Regions from separate parts of the Homo sapiens genome. Here region 1 is linked to region 2. The links are chromatin contacts, found by Hi-C or POLR2A ChIA-PET in ENCODE. All regions are on one chromosome and are shown on one strand. The core of a region is the stretch at or near the end of the contact, and the rest is flanking DNA. Distances in the headings are between cores, read along the strand shown. Region 1 holds the start of HNF1A-AS1 (HNF1A antisense RNA 1). Region 2 overlaps SPPL3 (signal peptide peptidase like 3).

Region 1 (3,339 bases), core at 493-2,992, 140 kb before region 2:
AGGCATGAGCCATCTCACCTGGCCAGTAATGTATTTCACTCCAAGAACAACTCATGAATTAGGAACTGTTATAATCCCCCTTCTGCAGGGGAGGAAAGAGAGGCTCAGAGAGGTTAAATGACTGCTCAGAGTCCCTCAGAGCTGGGCTTTAAGTCCACCTGAGGCAGGCGGACGGGCTGTGCAGGACAAGTTGGCAGCCCCCGCCTTAAGGAGAGTGGTACCCTCTTTCCTCCAGTGCATTTATGTTTTATTTTTATTTTTGAGACAGAGCCTCACTTTGTCACCCAGGCTGGAGTACAGTGGTGCGATCTCAGCTCACTGTAACCTCTGCCTCCTGGGTTCGAGCAATCCTCCTACCTTAGCCTCCTGAGTAGCTGGGACTACAGGCACACACCACCATGCCTGGCTAATTTTTGTATTTTTGGTAGAGACAGGGTTTCACCATGTTTGCCAGGCTGGTCTCAAACTCCTGGCCTCAAAAGATCCACCCACCTCGGCCTCCCAAACTGTTGGGATTATAGGCGTGAGCCACCGTGCCCGGCCAAGTGCATTTTTTTGTAAACCCCCGTGCAAGTTGCTTTGAGGTTGAGCAGCTTACTGCTGGGGACAGCATTCTCAAGTCCAGGCTAAACAGGGAAGATGCTGTGTGCTGTCCCTTTGTGGCTTTGAGGTTCTCCTGCTTATTCTCTTTGCTGCCTGCAGCTGCCTCTTGGTGACTTTCCCTTTCCAGGGAGCCAGAGGAACCAAGGAGTGTTGGCCCTGACTCCTGCCCCCAGCATGTAAACTCATTAACTGCTGGGTCCTCAGGCAGTTAGGTGGCTGAGCATTTGAGTCTGGGACGGCAGGTGGATTTGGTTGGAGAGGGAATGACAGAGATTGGGGAGGAGCCTCCAGAGTCTAAAGAGATAGGTACACAAGCAGAAAGTTCCAGCCCCCAGCCTGCCTTTCCCCCATGCTCAGGGGACAAAGCTGAATTAACTCGAGGTCAGGAATGGCATTTGCATTTGCATTCTTGAGAGTCACTGCAAATAAGAGCTGTAGTCATGGTGAGTGGTTAAGGCAATGGACTAGAGAACCACTGAGAAAAAAAGCGAACAGTGGCTGGGCGCAGTGGCTCATGCCTGTCATCCCAGCACTTTGGGAGACCGAAGTGGGTGGATCACTTGAGGTCAGGAGTTCGAGACCAGCCTGGCCAACATGGTGAAAACCCGTCTCTACTAAAAATACAAAAATTAGCCAGGCTTGTCAGTGGGCACCTATAATCCCAGCTAGTCGGAAGGCTGAGGCAGGAGAATCACTTGAACCCAGAAGGCAGAGGTTGCAGTGAGCTGAGATCATGACACTGCACTCCAGCCTGGGTGACAGAGAGAAACTCCGTCTCAAAAAAAAAAGAAAAAGAAAAAAAAAAAAAGGAACAGCCGGACATGGTAGCTCATACCTGTAATCCCAGCGCTTTGGGAGACCGAGGCAGGTGGATCACCTGAGGTCAGGAGTTCCAGATCAGCCTGGCCAACATGGTAAAACCCCATCTCTACTAAAAATACAAAAATTAGCTGGATGTGGTGGCGCACACCTGTAGTCCCAGATACTCAGGAGGCTGAGGCAGGAGAATAGCTTGAACCCGGGAGGCGGAGGTTGCAGTGAGCAGAGATCACGCCACTGCACTCCAGCCTGGGCGATAGAGTAACAATCCGTCTCAAAAAAATCTGAAAATTAAAAATTAAAAAGTGAACAGTTGTTTAGTAAGTGCAGTAGGTAGGCCAAGATAACTATTAAGTATGTCCTAACAAGGTAGCTGCTTGAAAAAAATAATGCACATAAATTAAAAAAAAAAAAACTATTTTCACTCATTCTTAACTTCTCGTATGGATGTACTAACGGGAGGCCTGTGCCTGTTGGGCTGTCCACAGCTACTCAAACCTTGAGATTAGATTGGACGCTATCTAATCTCATTTCCTGTTACACAATAACTTCTGCATGGCACTTGCTTTTAATCATGACAACTGCCATACACTCAGCTTTACAAAATCATGTCATTGTGGAAAGGAAGTTCCCTCCATCTAACATTCAAATTTAACTATCCTGAGCTGGTAGTTTGCAAGGTGTCCAACAGATGTCACTGTGTTTCCTTCGCAAATTCTCTAAAATAGTCTGCTGTGTCCCGGGGCATAGTAGATATTCAAGAAATGGTGGCTATGAGTTTTATCACAATTCTCTCCTACTGGGTGAGCAGCTGTTTGCAAGACTAAAATTCGGGCGAGGCACAGGCTTCCCCTTGGTCTTAGCAGCTAGCACAAGACGAGTGTCCCTTCAGCCAGTCTCAGAGCTCTTTGGCAATTCAACTGACCCTTGTCCTTCAGTCCAGACAATGCCCCAGGGCCCACCTGCATTCAAACTCGGACTGTTCTCCTTCCCACCCCTATTATCTTTTCAACTTTATGGACAGTACATGCAATTTTCTCATTCATTTTCTCATTTAACATCTAACAGCTTCATGATATCCCCATTTTACAGATAAGGAAACCAAGGCTTTAAGAGGATAGGGACCCTAATCGGCTAAGGCAGAATTAGGATTTGAACCCAGATCCCCATGACGCCAGAATCTAAGCCTTGACCAAATATGTGTTACTATTACTTTTGTTGTTGTTGTTGTTCTGGGTAACTCCAACCCTCTGCTCGTTGGCCTTGTCACCTCAGTGCTGATTTTGCAGATGAAGAGACTAAGGTTCCGAGGTGCTAGAGCACAGTGGTTAGGAACACACACTCTAGAGCCAGAGTGCCTGGGTTTGAGCCTCGTTCTGCCGTTTACTAGCCGTATGGCCTTGGGCAACTTGCTTAACTTCTCTTTGCCTCAGTTCCTCTTCTCTTGGGTTGTTAGGAGAATGAATGAGGTGATATCCACAGTGTCCAACACCCTGCAAGCGGCCAGGTGTGGTGGATCACACCTGCAATCCCAGCACTTTGGGAGGCCGAGGCAGGTGGATCATTTGAGGTCAGGAGTTCGAGACCAGTCTGGCCAACATGGCGAAACCTCATTTCTACTAAAAATACAAAAATTAGCCGGGCGTGGTGGCAAACAACTGTAATCCGAGCTACTAGGGAGGCTGAGGCAGAAGAATCGCTTGAACCCAGGAGACAGAGGTTGCAGTGAGCCAAGATTGCACCACTGCACTCCAGCCTGGGCGACAGAGTGAGACCCTGCCTCAAAAACTAAAAATAAAAAATGAACAGTGTCCAACACCTTGAAAGCATTCCGCATGACTGAACGATCACTGTTACGTGATTACCAACATGACGACCCCACTTCTCTTGGCCAAACTGAGTTCTCTTCTCTTGTAA
Region 2 (3,291 bases), core at 292-2,791:
ATATGAGGAAAGTACCTCTTTGACAATATTAACCTTTTTCATATCTGCCTTTTTTCTCTTCACATTTCTCTCTAGCCAGTTGAAGGGACAATTATTGCTTGTGATTGAGAACTGGTCAAATGCAGATAAACTAGGCAAAAATAAAACCATATTAATAATATAGCTAGTACTTATTAACATCAGATATACAGCCAGTTAGTCTTACAAATCTTAGCTAACAAGTTACATTAAAATGTTACTGCTCTGTATCAGTTATCTATTATCTATTGCTGTAAAACAGACTACCGCAAAACCTAGTAGCTTAATGTCACCATTTTGAAATTTTTATTGACATAATTATAGATTCACATGCAGTTACAAAAAAAAAATGCAGAGAGCTCATGTGCTCTTTGCCTGGTTTCTCCCAATGGGCAGCGTTTTGTAAAACTCTTAACAACACAATCAGGATATTGGCATTGATACAACCCATTTATCTTATTCAGATACCCCTGGTTACTTGCACTCGTATATGCACGTATGCACACACACATGTGCATGTTAAGGCGTGTACAGTTTTACCACCTGCCTGTGTTTCTGTATGCACCACCACAGTCAGGATAGTGAATGGAACTAACACTGAAAGTATCCCTTGGGTTGCCCTTTTGTAAGCATATCCCACACCTTCCCGGTGCTAACCCTCCATTCTCACTCCGGTCCCTAACTCCTGGCAGCCACTAATCTGTTTGCCATTTTAAAGTTTTGTCCTTCCAGAAATGCTATATTTGCTCATGATTCTTCAGATCTGCATTTGGGCAGGGGCTCAGTTGGGATGGTTTTGTCTTTGTCCCGTGTGGTGTCTGCCGGACTCTACCAGCACTGAAGGATCAGGATGGTCTCATTCACATGCATAGAGCCTTGGTACTGGCTTTTTGTTGAGGTGTCTAAGTGCTCCTCCCCACAACCTTTCTCATGTAGTTGTCTTCTGCTAGGCTTCTTTCTCTGTGTGGCCTCTTTCCAACAGGAGAGCCTGGACTTCCTTGCATGCCAGCTTCAGGTGCCAAGAAAGCAAAAGTGGAGCCTGCTAGATCTCTTTTCAATCTAGGCCTAAAACTGGCACAGCCTGCTTTCTGTAGCCGTCTTTTGGTTGGAGAAAGTTGCAAGGATAGCCCAGATTCAAGGGGAGGGGAAATAGACTCCCCTTCTTGGTGGGAAGAGTAGCAGATATATGCAGAGATGAGAGGCATTCTTGGTGGCCAGCTTTACAGACAATGTGGTGCACACTCCAAAGTTACAGAAATGATGGCACATGGGTCTGCTTGGATTTGTTGTAAATGCTACCTTACTTCAATTTTGAAATGTGAACTCATTTGAATTTCATAAAAAGTACAAAGGAGAATGTGATATGGTTACATAGTTTTCTGTTGCTAATGCCCATTTCAGATAGAACAGTTCTGTTGCAAGGGAAGTTGCCAGAATTTAAGTTACCAACCAAATCTAAGGATTCTCAAGGGGCCTGTGGTATTTGCAGAACAAGTGGTTGCTTGAAGTGGCTGTTAAGATGTTAGGAATGGTTCACCTCTCTCTCATTTTCCCAGGCTAGCTGTTTCTTGTGATCCTAAAATAGCAGGGGCTTGTATATGTAGTGCCAGAATTCTGTAATACCGACTTGGAGAGACCACACAGATTTCTGTCTTTACATTAAGCTTTTTACATGAAGGCATAAGGATATTGTTTTTCAAGATACTATCAACATAGAAGAGATCTTTTAAGAGGGAGAAGAGTTTTTCAATCAAGGAAATGAAACCAGTAAAACATTTTCTCAAGATTTTTCTGACTATAAAATGTTAAGCTTCCTTCGTTTTGTTGTAAGAGTGACAGCACAGTGGGTCAGAGGATAGATCTTAGACTTCATCGTCAGAATTCTTGATCATCTATAACTGTATGTATAACATCTATGACTAACGAACAAGCTTGCCTAGATTTCTTGAAGGAGAGATAACGAAAGAACTACTGTTTAGCAAGGGCTACATGCTTAGAGAGTATTTCATAAATCATGAGGATGGTTAAGGGTAGGTGTGGTTTCAAAAATAAAATGAATTTTTCACTCTGAGTTTAGAATTATATGTTATTTGGCTAAGAGCTTCCTTCTGCCTTCCTTTCTGAGTGATAACTGATTTTACAGACATTTAGTATGCACTGTCGATCTGTGGAGCATATTGTTAGACATCATTAAAAGGAAGTTGGAACAGGGTCCCTGTTTTCCAGGAGACTGTGGTCTAACAGGACAAATAAGATGTATGCAGAGAGGTAATATAATACCAAGGTGATTAACATAGAAGAGTTTCAAAATGAGGCAAGAATGTTACAACAAACTAAGCTGCCTGAACCTCATTTTTCACCCCTATAAAATAGATTTGTACTGTTTTTCTTCCATCTCTAAAGTATTAATAGTTCAGAAATGTGTGTTTCAGTTATTAGTTGGAGGGTTAGTTTTTATAAGATGTTATCAGATTCCATGTGATGATTTAAAAGATTAATTATTGTATAGTTTTGGCACATTTTACCTACTGTGTGCACACAGTTATGAACACTTGTTTTATTGTTAATGAAAAGAGTACAGAAAGGGAAACACAAAAGGTTATTTTTAGCTCTGGTTAAACTAGAGTAGTATAGGACCTTCATTTACTGGTTTTCATACTAATGGTGAAAATAGCACAGCTGATCTCTGTTCACTGTGAAAGAAAAGGAGAATGAGTGTAAGATTGCAGAAGGAGTATGGCGACGGGAGAGGAAATGCCTTCATTTGTTTTAGCAAAGATTTCTAACATCTCCTTGGTTGGCAACATCCATGGTTCTCCTCTGCTTCCCACCTCCCGATTATGAAGGTGTTTACGGGGAAGCTGTTCATGGCCTATCTCTCTTCTGGGCAGTCTCTCAAAGGGTACTTCAGAGGGCAGAGTCCCCACCAACCACCCCTACTCAGAGCCCACTCCAACCCCTGTTGGAGACAACCAAAAAGACTTCATGGACCACCGATCACATTTCACCACTCCATTGCCCATTTGTTAACCAGGGGCATAGTTGGCTTGGAACTGGTTAGCACATGATTGTGTTGAAGGGTCAGGCAGCTACAAGGAGTAAAAATGAACTGAAACATTCTCATTCTCTCTCGATTGTCTGTTATAAACTGAAGACTTAAAATTCCATCTGTAGTGGTTTCCTTTTTTCTGTATTCAGCAGATGTGGTTAACGTAAAACTGGTTCTAACTGTGAACTCGTTGGCTAGGAAGAACTTACAGGCCAAATACTATA

The links. Hi-C counts contacts between places; a loop is a spot of excess contacts on that map. ChIA-PET counts read pairs that join two places held with the same protein, here RNA polymerase II (POLR2A). Pooled maps may share reads with other maps.
Region 1: a loop to region 2 is called in a pooled map, with 2.9 times the contacts of the local background. The contact joins the promoter of HNF1A-AS1 here to the enhancer-like site in region 2. A Hi-C loop is called at or near these places in 1 of 168 maps with a recorded cell type or tissue (cardiac septum), 2 of 37 single-sample maps with no recorded cell type and 7 of 50 pooled maps. POLR2A ChIA-PET finds 5 or more read pairs at or near these places in 5 of 52 experiments (A549, PC-9, RWPE1 and 2 more).

What each region holds. Positions count from the first base shown.
Region 1 is chr12:120,970,695-120,974,033 of GRCh38, reverse strand. It overlaps HNF1A-AS1 (HNF1A antisense RNA 1), which reads left to right and starts at 1,742. Exons shown (of 1, transcript NR_024345.1): 1 at 1,742-3,339. RefSeq lists an enhancer at 622-1,149.
Region 2 is chr12:120,834,066-120,837,356 of GRCh38, reverse strand. All of the region lies in intron 1 of SPPL3 (signal peptide peptidase like 3), which reads left to right. Among named protein-coding and RNA genes, the nearest start is that of SPPL3, 69 kb to the left of the region's middle. Within about 2 kb of position 1,541, at least 3 of the 41 ENCODE cell types and tissues checked have a DNase peak (open chromatin) inside an H3K27ac peak, as active enhancers do.